Linked DNA regions of Homo sapiens: all the other regions are linked to region 1. The links are chromatin contacts, found by Hi-C in ENCODE. All regions are on one chromosome and are shown on one strand. The core of a region is the stretch at or near the end of the contact, and the rest is flanking DNA. Distances in the headings are between cores, read along the strand shown.

Evidence for each region. A loop is a pair of places that touch in the nucleus more often than their neighbours do. Pooled maps may share reads with other maps.
Region 2: a loop to region 1 is called in a pooled map, with 9 times the contacts of the local background. The contact joins the enhancer-like site here to the promoter of SEC11C in region 1. A Hi-C loop is called at or near these places in 6 of 37 single-sample maps with no recorded cell type and 8 of 50 pooled maps.
Region 3: a loop to region 1 is called in a pooled map, with 5 times the contacts of the local background. The contact joins the enhancer-like site here to the promoter of SEC11C in region 1. A Hi-C loop is called at or near these places in 3 of 168 maps with a recorded cell type or tissue (CD4-positive, alpha-beta memory T cell, gastrocnemius medialis and naive thymus-derived CD4-positive, alpha-beta T cell), 1 of 37 single-sample maps with no recorded cell type and 9 of 50 pooled maps.

Annotation. Positions count from the first base shown.
Region 1 is chr18:59,138,281-59,142,231 of GRCh38, forward strand. SEC11C (SEC11 homolog C, signal peptidase complex subunit) reads left to right here and starts at 1,604. Exons shown (of 6, transcript NM_033280.4): 1 at 1,604-1,755. The coding sequence starts at 1,669. RefSeq lists silencers at 1,034-1,083, 1,504-1,643 and enhancers at 1,194-1,283, 1,364-1,463, 3,379-3,428.
Region 2 is chr18:57,835,213-57,839,446 of GRCh38, forward strand. It overlaps the pseudogene RSL24D1P11. Among named protein-coding and RNA genes, the nearest start is that of ATP8B1, 34 kb to the left of the region's middle. Within about 2 kb of position 2,804, at least 3 of the 41 ENCODE cell types and tissues checked have a DNase peak (open chromatin) inside an H3K27ac peak, as active enhancers do.
Region 3 is chr18:57,648,377-57,652,640 of GRCh38, forward strand. ATP8B1 (ATPase phospholipid transporting 8B1) reads right to left here. Exons shown (of 28, transcript NM_001374385.1): 25 at 4,108-4,264; 26 at 3,658-3,796; 27 at 1,991-2,121; 28 at 1-336. The coding sequence ends at 112. The region is part of intron 2 of ATP8B1-AS1 (ATP8B1 antisense RNA 1); the gene reads left to right. Among named protein-coding and RNA genes, the nearest start is that of ATP8B1-AS1, 20 kb to the left of the region's middle. RefSeq lists an enhancer at 1,408-1,557. Within about 2 kb of position 1,560, at least 3 of the 41 ENCODE cell types and tissues checked have a DNase peak (open chromatin) inside an H3K27ac peak, as active enhancers do.

The DNA of each region.
Region 1 (3,951 bases), core at 354-2,853:
TACTAAGCACTGTGTCTTGCACTTATAATTTTATACATCTGATATTTGGAAGAATTTTACACAGACTAGCTTCTGGATCTGTACATTTCAAACCTTGTTTTTCCTCTCCATCCACTTATTTCCAAGGTCAAGTGCTGCAGAACACTTTCATATCAGATGCCACTTCCAGTGGGACTTCCTGCCACGGTGCCAGGTGAGTTGGCCCAGTGGATGGCAGTATTCCCAGAAGCCATTTTTTACACGAGGATGGCAGGAAAGACCATGAACCACATAAATAAATTCACTAAACTCAAACCAAATGTATCTCCAACTCGTTTCCTCCTTAGCTGGATCCCCAAAATTCTCCTTGTCCCTCCAACAGGAGGGGAAATGTAATGGAGGTGAAGTTGGAATGCAAAGAAACAGAACTCTTAACCAATAGCAATTGCAATATCTTGCTTTTGAAAGTTTTACACATTCTATGGTTAAGTTTCTCCCACACCTTGGAAAAACACCTTTGCAATTGAAGGGTCCCAGAACTTACCTTTCATTAGCTTCATGGTAAGTCAGCTTCTGGTATATTTTAAATTGCAACCTGATCCTTTCCCCCAGACCTCCCCATTCAACTTATCTGCTTTTCCTGTTGTCATAGCACCTCCATCCTTTAGGTACCGTATAAATTATCCATTATGTCTGCCTTCGGTAGAATATAAGCTTCATGAGGGCAAGAATCTTTGCTTGTTTTGTTAACTGATGTTTCTCAAGTGCCTAGAACAAGGCCAGGTGCATGGTAGGTGCTCCATAAAGATTTGTGGATAAATAAATACAATAAAGAATGCATAATGCATACACGAGTGAGTGAATGAACCAAAGGTAATCTAGGATCAGAACTGTGATGATCTAGGACTTCTAAATTTAAAACTTTGAGTTATATTCCACTCATTTCCACTTAACCTTGGCCATGTCAATGAACCTTTCTGGGCCTTTGCTTTCTCGTGTATGAAATTAGGTGGTTATGTATTCATTTAATTAATATCTATTGCAACCCAATTATGGTCAAGGCATTCAAAGATACTTCCTTGCATACAAGTGGTACCACTCAAAATGCAGAATTCAGCGGCCTCAAAAGTCCCGCCTCTTCCAAGCCCCGCCCACCGCAGTCCATCTTTAGGCCCCGCCCCAATTCGGCTCAGCCCGCCCCAGCGTAGAGGCACCACCTTTCCTCGCTGCAGTCATCCAATAGCCAAGATACACGGCTAGGTGATTTGCGAGCGGGAGTTAGGTGTCCTCTTGGCGCCTGACCAGAGTCGGGAAATTCAGCTCCTCTTGAGTAGTCCCTTCCCCGAGTTGCCCCCCGAGGTATGCGGGGTCACTCGCTGCTCGATGTTCCCTCCGAAGGGTCGGACAAGGCTCCGGAGCCCTGTAGCTGCCCTCCCTAGGAGCCCCGGGTCTTCACTGGCCGAGGTGCCCACCCCGCAGCATTCTGGGAGTGGTAGTTTTCTTCCTTCAGGTTCATTCCTGGCTGGCCAGTGCCCAAGACTGGCGAGACTACGATTCCCAGACGCCCAAGCGAGTCGCCGGTCACGTGGCCGCAAGGACGCTGGGCCGGTGGGCGGGGGCCGGCAGGTGCTCCGCAGCCGTCTGTGCCACCCAGAGCCGGCGGGCCGCTAGGTCCCCGGAGACCCTGCTATGGTGCGTGCGGGCGCCGTGGGGGCTCATCTCCCCGCGTCCGGCTTGGATATCTTCGGGGACCTGAAGAAGATGAACAAGCGCCAGGTGACGGAGGAGGGTGGTGAGCGCGCCGTGGCCGGGACCGCCTGTGCTAGCGGGGAGTCGGGGCTTCCCAGTCAGGGCTCCGGCTCCCAGTGAATGCGGCCGGGCGGCCACCCGAAGCTCCCGCGCTGGGCTCTCAGGCCCTGGGTTCTACGCCTACGTGTGGGCATGGGTGTGCACTTCCTTGCCCTGACAAGAGCACAATTAGGGGAGGGTGCAGGAAAGGGGAGAATAGAAACCCCGTGCCATGGAATGTCAAATGTGGTTGAGAATGCCACAGCCACGCTTGTGGGAGAGATGACTCGGTGAACGACAGCTCTCTGAGCGTATTTGAAGGGCCACCCGGTGAAGAGGGAACCGATTTCTCTGTGGGGCTTCAGAGGCCTGACTGCCGGCAGGTGGAAGAGGCAGAAAGGCAGGCGAGAGGGAAGAACTTTCCTACAACGGGAGCTGTCCAGCGATGCCTCCCAAAGCAGTTTCTTCCCAGCCTGGGCAGTTGTTTTTCCCCTGACCGTGGGTCGGGACTAAATAATGCTCCTTGTGCCTAGAGAGCTCACAAGCTGTGCGCAATCATTGTGGACTCAACCAGTGTTCCCAGCGAGATTCCAGAAGCCTTCTCTAACTTCTGAGATGGCTGCACTCTGAATATAGGAGGCAGTGTAGGGTCTTTGGGCAGCTGGGGTGGTTGAATTCCCTCTCCTTTGTGAGAGGACCTCAGAGGAAAACGTTCCTCTTGCTCTCTTTTTAGCCACTTATTGGCCATCATCACTGTCTTTGGGGCCTTATCTCTTCACTATAAGGTTAAGAGTGAGTAGGGATTGGAAAGGAAGCCCTCTCAGTCAGGAAAAATACGACTATGTAGGCTTCTAGGTAGAGAATTTGGGGGACCTGTAGGACCTGAATATCACGGTGGATACTAATGCCACTATTGCTACTAATAAATTGTGCTAAGAAAAATGGGACCTTCCAACCAGGGAGTTTTGATTGTCTTTGAAAATGGTATTAATCCTCATTATTTTGATGGCATCCAGTTTCATTTGCTCCATCATGTTGAGATGTGGGGTGGTGCCCATGGGAGGTCACAGCTTACTCCTTTAGGCATACGTGTTTTTCCCCTCTCACTCTCCTCCCCCTTCCCCAAGTAGAATTTCAGACTAGTGCAGTAGTGTGGGAAAGTTTGATAATTTCTATTTCATCAACCGTGTTTAGGATGTGGTAGTGTCTAGGTGTGCAAAGCTGATGACTCCTGTTTCTGGAAGATGAGTTGTAGTAGAGATTATCACCAGCTTAAAAAAGTAACTGCTAATGTCCTGAGCATTGATGCTGTTCACAAGAATATCCTCCAGGAAGCAGAGCTTTGTTTAAAAATCTAGACTTAATGGCTGGGTTTTTAAAGTGTCTCTAAAATTGGTACTGATTACTGATGGCTATAATTGCAGACTGTCAGAAAAGGCCCTCTGATGAGTGTATTGATCCCTAAACCAGTTTGCCCTTTGAAAGATCAGTGTGTTTTTGCTCTCAGCGATAAGGCCTGCCAGTAGCTGGCTGTATTGCCTGTTTTGCTAGTCTTCTAATTAAAATTCAGCAAGCTCAAATCTACTGCTTCTTGGTACTTTTTAAAAAAGCTTTGTCTTTTTTTTTTTTTCTCTTCTTCCCTCCAAAATAGCATCTTATGACACTTTGTCAGGCCTGCATGCTCCACCAGTCTTGAAAGCAGGACCTTCTTTCTCTGCTGCCCCTGCTTACTATTAAAGCAGGACCCACATGCAACACAAGGGCTCTTTGTTTCTGCAGTGAGGAAGAGAGGAAGAAATACAGCTACTGGCAGTGCTGCTGCTGTCAGCCAGAATATTTGATCTGAAATGTTTGCTTAAAACTCTTAGACATTGGCTGTTTCATCATTGGTTGACAATGACTGAGTATGGACTTAGTTCTACACTCTGCTGTGAGCATTAAGTGCTGAGCATACAAAGTTGGTAGGCAAAGGTGAACAACAACAAAAGCACCTGTGAAACATGGTGGTGGTTTTTTTTTTCCAGACCGCAGTCAGCTTGTCAGTAGTTCAATCAAAATTACTTTTCTGGATTCCAGGATTTTATGCCTAGAATCTGATTCGTAGGTTTCTTAAAGTTAAGGTGTTAAAAGTGTGATCTGTGGTTTCTTAGTTTGATTTTTATATTTTTGTGTATTTGGACATTT
Region 2 (4,234 bases), core at 1,554-4,053, 1.3 Mb before region 1:
TTTTTTTTTTTGAGACGGAGTCTCACTCTGTCGCCTAGGCTGGAGTGCAATGGCTCAATCTCGGCTCTCTGCAACGTCTGCCTCCTGGGTTCAAGCTATTCTCCTGCCTCAGCCTCTCAAGTAGCTGGGATTACAGGCGCTTGCCACCAGGCCCAGCTAATTTTTTGTATTTTTAGTAGAGATAAGGTTTCACCATGTTGGCCAGGCTGGTCTCGAACTCTTGACATCAGGTGACCCACCCACCTTGGCCTCCCAAAGTGCTGGGATTACAGGTGTGAGCCACCGCGCCCGGCCTCCTCCATTTCTTTTACTTTCCTTTAGTCAATAATGGAGACAGTGAAGGCATAAAAGTGTTCATGCTAAAGACCATTTTGAAAATCCAGCCACTTCCTGTCTGTTACACTCCAGCTGCCTATGTCCTCATCGTGTAATGGGAGGGTCACTCTAGAAGAGGAATGGGCCACCGACTGTCTAATGTGACCATCCTCCTGCTGAACTTGGGGAAAATGTCACTTTTTGCTCTGAACCCAGACCTAACCTCTGGATCTTGCTCTATGCCATGCTCCAGAAAGCCACCACTATCAATGTGAGTTGCCACAAAAATTCAATTTTTTGTTTAATAGACTTAGGATCTTCAGTGAAACTTATGGCCATCCCCAGTGGTCACTTCCATCTCTAACATCTCACGACTTTATGAAAATAAAACAACCAGCTATCATCAGGGAGAGAACACAGAGTTAGGAGTTAGTGGATAAGGGTGAGGGTCATGGGTGAGTTACTTCCCTTCTCAAGCCCCCTACTCTCTCCTTCAGATCTACATGTTACTGTCTCAGGCCAGGTTCCCTGACCATCCTGTTTGCAGTGACAACTGTTGCCCCCCACCTCTAAGTACTCCCTACCCCACTTCCCGTTTTATATCTGATCATTAGCATTTGTGATGGTTAATTTTATGTTTCATCTTGACTGGGTCATGGGGTTCCCAGATACTTGGCAAAACGTCATTTCCAATTCTGTCTATGAGTGGATCACCCTCCTCAATGGGCTGTTGAGGGCTTTAAGGCAGAGGAAGGGAGAATTTGGCCTTTTTTTTTTGGAGACAGAGTCTCACTCTGTCACCCGGGCTGGAGTGCAGTGGTGCGATCTTAACTCACTGCAACCTCTGCCTCCCAGGTTCAAGCGATTCTCCCGCCTCAGCCTCCCAAATAGCTGGGATTACAGGCACATGCCACCATGCCCAGCTAATTTTTGTATTTTTAGTAGAGATGGGGTTTCACCATATTGGCCAGGCTGGTCTCAAACTCCTGAGCTCAAGTGATCCACTTGCCTCGGCCCCCTAAAGTGCTGGGATTACAGGCGTGAGCCACCTCGCCCAGCCCTGAATTTGGTCCTTCTTTTCTGCCAGATGACTTGAGCTGGAATATCACTCTCTCCTTCCCTCAGACTGCAGTTTACATCATCAGCTCCCCTGGTTCTCAGGCCTTTGGACTCAGATTGAATGATACCCCTGGCTTTCCCCAGCTGCCAGCTTGCAGATGGCAGATGGTGGGACTTCTCGGCCTCCACAATCACATAAGCCAATTCCTTATGATAACTCTCCTTCTCTTTCTCTCCTCTCCCCTCTCTATTTTGAGCTGATTATTTTGGGAAACTGCAACCACAGGAGAAGCTCTGAAAACAGAGTGGAAGTTACCTTATCATCCACATTACCCCAGGAGGACAGGATGACTCTAAGTCACTGGAGACAGTTATCCTTTATTGATGGAGAAGGCACTGACTTAAATCTCCATAACAAATCTTACTCTTATTTGCCAGTTTTTCCTGAGCATAATCAACTTTCCCTACACCCTTCTTTTTGTTTCAGCAGACATGGCATTTAAGTGTGAGTTCAAAGCCACCTCTTTGAAATTTACCAATTTCTCTGGGTATCTCCCTGTATACTACACGAGGTATACATGTTAATAATCTTCTGTTTATTTGTCTCTTTTTAATCTGTTTTTTGTTACAGTGGCCCATCCCAACTAAGAATTATGAAAGATTGAGAGAAAATTATCTATTTCCCTACATTTATAGTAATGTAAATAGCATAGCCACTCTGGAAAATATCAGTTTCTTAAAAAGCTAAACACTTGGCCAGGCACAGTGGCTCACATCTGTAATCCTAACACCTTGGGAGGCCAAGGCGGGCAGATCACCTGAGGTCAGGGGTTTGAGACCAGGCTGGCCAACATGTCAAAACCCCGTCACTACTAAAAAATACAAAAATTAGCTGGGAGTGATGGCAGGCGCCAATAATCCCAGCCATTCAGGAGGCTGAGGCAGGAGAATGGCTTGAACCTCGGAGGCGGAGGTTGCAGGGGGCAAAGATCGCGTCACTGCACTTCAGCCTGGGCGGCAGAGCAAGACTCTGTCTCAAAAAAAAAAAAAAAAAAAATAGGCCAGGCACAGTGGCTCAAGCCTGTAATCCCAGCACTTTGGGAGGCCGAGGTGGGCAGATCACGAGGTCAGGAGATCGAGACCATCCTGGCTAACACGGTGAAACCCCCTCTCTACTAAAAATACAAAAAATCAGCCGGGCGCAGTGGCAGGCGCCTATAGTCCCAGCTACTTGGGAGGCTGAGGCAGGAGAATGGCATGAACCCGGGAGGCGGAGCTTGCAGTGAGCCGAGATTGCGCCACTGCACTCCAGCCTAGGCGACAGAGCGAGACTCCGTCTCAAAAGAAAAAAAAAAATTCTGATCCCCGAATGCTCAGGGAGACTGATTTGAGTAATAATGAAACTCTGGTCTCCCACACAGACAGCTCTGCATGAATGACTCTTTCTCTGTAGAAATTCCCCTATCTTGATAAAACAGCTCTGTCTAGGCAGTGAGCAGGGTGAACCCGCTGGGCAGTTACAGCATGAGGCAGCCTTGTAGTGATGGCACAGTTGTGTATCTCGATTGTGTTGGTGGTTACAGGAAGCTACACTCGTAATAAGATTGTATAGAAGTACACACGTGTGTGCTTATAAAAACAATGAAATCTGAATCAGCTCTGTGGAGCATTTCAATGTCAATTTCCTGATTTTGATTTTGTACTGTAATTATTCAAGATGTTACCACCACTGAAGGAGGCTAGGTATAGGGTACACTGGGCCTCCCTGTACACTTTCTTTGAACCTTCTGGTGACTCTATCATTATTTCAAAATGAAAAGTCAAAAAAGAAATTGTAGTTGGGCTCTCAAGCTTAGCGTGTGGTCAGTGGGGAACCACACGGGTTCAACATGCGCATCGAGAAGTGTTATTTCTGTTCGGGGCCCATCTACCCTGGCTATGACATGTTGTTCATCCACAACGATTGCAAAGTGTTCGGATTTTGTAAATCTAAATGTCATAAACACTTTAAAAAGAAGTGCAATCCTCGCAAAGTTAGGCGGACCAAACCATTCCAGAAAGCAGCTGGTAAAGAGCTTACAGTAGATAATTCATTTGAATTTGACAAACATAGAAATGAACTTATCAAATACCAGCGAGAGCTATGGAATAAAACTATTGATGCAATGAAGAGAGTTGAAGAGATCAAACAGAAACACCAAGCTAAATTTATAATGAACAGATTGAAGAAAAATAAAGAGCTACAGAAAGTTCAGGATATCAAAGAAGTCAAGCAAAGCATCCATCTTACCCAAGCCCGTCTTGCAGGCAAAGGGAAGGAGTTGGAAGAGAAAATGGTACAGCAGTTACAACAGGATGTGGACATGAAGATGCTTCTTAAACATTTCTGTAACCATTTATTTTATGGACATTTGAAAATGCCCTTTGGAGACTTGGAACTGCTAAATTATTAGTTTATTTTTTACATAAGTTCATTTAAATGAAAAGTGATTAAAATATATCTCTCCTACACTGCCATCTACAAAACACAAGATATTACGGATGTTAGATTGCATCTCAGTATTAAATCTTCACTGATATGTGTACTTATGTAAATCACGAAAATTCTACTTATAACTGTAGAAGTGAATTGTGGACGTAAAATGGTTATGTCATCTGGATAATGGACTAGACAGCATTTGTATAATCACTAATGGCAAAAAATCATGGCTAGTGATGTATAAAATAAAATATTCTTTGCAGTAAAATATTCACTTTATTAATGTTATAGAAGGGGGGAGACAACAAGGAACTAACAATTTGTATGACGGTGTCAAATATTTTGATTTTAGTATTTCCTGTTTTGGTTTATTTGCATCTT
Region 3 (4,264 bases), core at 310-2,809, 1.5 Mb before region 1:
CTTCAATATCTTTGTGATGAATGCAATTCACACACACACACAAAGTCCTGAGAGTCTTTCATAAAAAAATAGACGTGCTTTGTGGCCGCATCCCAGCCTGGGGGTAAGGGATCAGCTGTCCCCGGTGCGCCTGTACTCCGCGGTGCCATCCGCCACGATGGCATCAAGCGGCGAGCGCTTCTTGCGGATGCTGCGCCCGGAGGAGATGAGGTCCGCGTAGCCCCGCTGGTGCGAGAAGGCGTAGGCCGAGCGCCGCGTTGACACGCCCCGGCGGAACACCTGCTGCCGTCGCTGCCACTGCTCCTCCGCCTTCAACCGCTTGCGATGCTTCTGGATCTGCAAGGGGGAGAGATGGGGAGGGATGAAAATAAGATCCACACCAGGGAGGAGGCCTGGCCAGACGGTTGACAGAAATGAACACTGATGAACTCCCCTGACACCTGCCCCATTTTGATGCAGGCAGTTCTGTCCCCACTTGTGTGTGTGTGTGTGTGTGTGTGTGTGTGTGTGTATGTGTGTCTATATCTTTTTTTTTGTTTTTGAGACAGTCTCGCTCTGTCACCCAGACTTGAGTGCAATGGCACGATCTTGGCTCACTGCAACCTCTGCCTCCCAGGTTCAAGCGATCCTCCTGCCTCAGCCTCCTGAGTAACTGGGGTTACAGGCACGCACTGCCACACCCGTCTAATTTTTGTATTTTTAGTGGAGACAGAATTTCACCATGTTGGCCAGGCTGGTCCTGACCTCAAGTGATCTGCCTGCCTCGGCCTCCAAAAGTTCTGGGATTACAGGCATGAACCACAGTGCTTGGCTATATCTATCTATCTATCTATCTATCTATCTATATCGACATATATATATGATGATATAAATCTATATCCATCTCTCTATATCTATACATAGATTGATTGATCAATCGATCTACCTACCTACCTACCTGGAGATATATATTGAAGCCAAGGGAAGGTTATTTAACTTTTCCAAGGTCACACAGCTAGAAAATGCAAAGCCAAGATTCCCACTCCTCTGAAGCTAGTGCCCTTTTCTAGTTCAGACCAGATGGGTACAGTCAAAGAGAAAATTCAGTAGGGCCTCTTTCCTGGGTTGTTACTGCATACTGTTGGCACTGCAAAAGGGAGACCCGAGGGATACTGAAGGTTGCCTCAGTAGCCTCTACTCTCTCCTTCTTTCTAATGGAAATTGATTGTATTCAGATTGCCCCCCCCAACCCCTCACAGCCACATTTCTCATGGGCGGTGGGCAGGTTGATTTCCCTTGCTAAACTAGTCCAGAATGGGCAAGTGACCTAATTTTGGCACGTGAGACCTGAGGGCACTGTACTGGGGCCCTTGGGTGAGAAGTTCCACGGCCCCTAAGGAGCTACAGAATAGGCTCTTATCTCCCCCCGACACTGATAGGTCAGGAAGTGATACCCAGAACTGCTCTGGCCATCTTCCAGCATCCATATGAAGCTAATAATGAAGGTTTCTGAGAGAAGAGATGGCAAGAACCAGCCCAATCCTTTCTTGACAACATTAAATTGCTCAATCAACTGGGCCTGAAGCCTACTAATGATTAATGATGACGCACTACTGTAGAGATGTTTTGAGTCACAGCTTTCTGTTCCTTGTAGCTCAAAGGATCCTGCTACAGAAGGTGACATTTTTCTTAAATAAAGAAAAAAAACCCAATCTGATTTGTATGACAAAATGTTAATACTGTAATTGTTAAACTGAGGAGATAGATATATGGGGCTCATTCTGTTCTCCCTTTTTTGTTTATGTTTGGTAATTTTTGTATTAAAAAGCAAGCACACTAAACTCCCAATTCCAAAAGACTTATTTGTGAGATAGAGTTAAAGAGAAGCAATCATGAAAAATCATTCTTACCAAACTTCCCATGAGCTTAGAATTTTGCAGGAAACGTGCTGTTGGGAAACGCTTTGGTTTCTGTGAGGGACAGAGTTGGGAAAGGACTATATTCTTTATACCTTATCACTTTCTGATGGCCAGATGGTCATTGACAGGAATCGAATGGCAACGACGGGTAGTAAGCACACAGCAACAGCCAGGATGATAGTTAACCAAATGTATGGCTGTCTCAGAGCGTTTGAAGCTGTGCCTGTAAAGAACATGGCAAATGCATCACTGTGGTTCTTTTTTCCTAAGAACATAGTTAATATTTCGCCAGGTGTGGTGGCTCATGCCTGTAATCCTAACACTTTGAGAGGCCAAGGTGGGTGGATTGCCAGAGCTCAGGAGTTCGAGACCAGCCTGGGCAACATGGTGAAACCCCGTCTCTACTAAAATACAAAAAATCAGCCGGGCATGGTGGTGTGCACCTGTAGTCCCAGCTACTCAGGAGACAGCAGAATTGCTTGAACCCGGAAGGCGGAAGTTGCAGTGAGCCGAAATTGTGCCACCGCACTCCAGCCTGGGTGATAAAGCAAAACTCTGTCTCAAAAATAAAAAATAAAATAAAAAAAAGAACATAGTTAATATTTCATAATCTATAAATAGATCATTTATGGTAAAGTTTTACAACTGGATTGGCCTCCCCAAAATATCCATTATGGCTCAAAGAACAGACATTTTAAAATCAGACTAAGCAAAGCAAAATTGGGAAGGTAAATTATTTGAAACAAGGCAAATTTACATAAGTGAGCAAATAAGGAAAAAAAGCACATTTGTTGACATTGCATTGATTAAAAATGCAAAGTTAGGTGATCAAGACTTCTGACTTTTTTTTGAGATAGGGTCTCACTCTGTTACCCACGTTGGAGTGCAGTGGCGTGATCATGGCTCACTGCAGCCTCAACCTCCTGGGCTCAGGTGTCCTCCTACCTTAGCCTCCTGAATAGCTGGGACTACAGGTGTGCGCCACCACGCTTGGCTAATTTTTGTATTTTTTGTAGAGATGGGGTTTCACCATGTTGCCCAGGCTGGTCTCAAACTCCTGAGCTCAAGTGATCCACCCATATTGGCCTCCCAAAGTGCTGGGATTACAGGCGTGAGCTACCACATCTAGCCCCAGTATTAGGTTTTATGGGAAAGAAAGAATAGGCTTTTATCCAGCCTTTTAAGTCTTAAGTTATCTAATTCAACACACGTACAGCGCTATTGTAAAGCTATTTTAATTTGTCTTCCTCCCATCATGTTATGCCCTTTCAACCCACCATCACCATTTAATTTCCAGACAAGACATTAATTTTCACTAGCAATAATAATTTGTATATATTTGTTTTGTTGTGCTTTGTTTTTTTTGTTTTTTTTTTGAGACAGGGTCCCGCTCTGTCACCTGGGCTAGAGTACAGCAGTGCCATCACGACTCACTGTAGCCTCAACGTCCCAGGTCAAGCAATCCTCCCACTTCAGCCTCTCCAGTAGCTAGAACTACAGGCATGTGCCACCATGCCTGGCTAATTTTTTTGTATTTTTTGTAGAGATGGGGTTTAGCCATGTTGTCCAGGCTGGTCTTGAACTGCTGGGCTCAAGCAATCCACTTGCCTCGGCCTCCCAAAATGCTGGGATTACAGGTGTGAGCCACTGTGCCCAGCCATTCCACCTTGTATATTTTATTACTTAACAGAAGTTATGTCAAAATCTAAACTAATGACATTTGTCTGTACATTTATTTTTGGAATTTGGAAATACCAACCTGTAAATTGAAATGCAGATGGAAAGAGAACATGTATTCCAGCACTATGAAAGTCAAACATGATGCCAAAATAAAGTGCAATGCTTCCAAAAATTGAAAAAGCATTCACAAAAGTCCAATAAGAAGTATCCAAGCCAATCTGTTGGGAAACCAGAGAAAAACAGAGCACTCATTTTGGGGAGTTAGCAAGAAATAAAGGATCTAACAATCCTGAAAACAGAATTCAGCAAGTTAGGCATGATGTGGCTTGAATACTGGACCAGAAACTAAACCATCCTTGACTCAGGCAAGAAATAGAAAATGTGCTTGGTATAAGAGATGAAAATAGCATTTATATTTTGTAAGTGGCACAGGTGCAGTGGGAGTCAGGTGGATGTGCATGCCACCCTATATACAGAAATATAAGTAGGTACCAATAGACACTGAATACGGCCAATGAAAGCCACGTACCTGGAAATTGACTGTTATTACAAGAGCAGAGGCAATGGTGACGGCAAAAGACTGGTAGTCGGAAGGTGCCTCTCCATCCTGCCCTACGGTTTGCAGATAAGCTCCAAGAGGTATGAAGAAGAGGATCATCGATGTTAGGACCCCATGCAACAAGCTT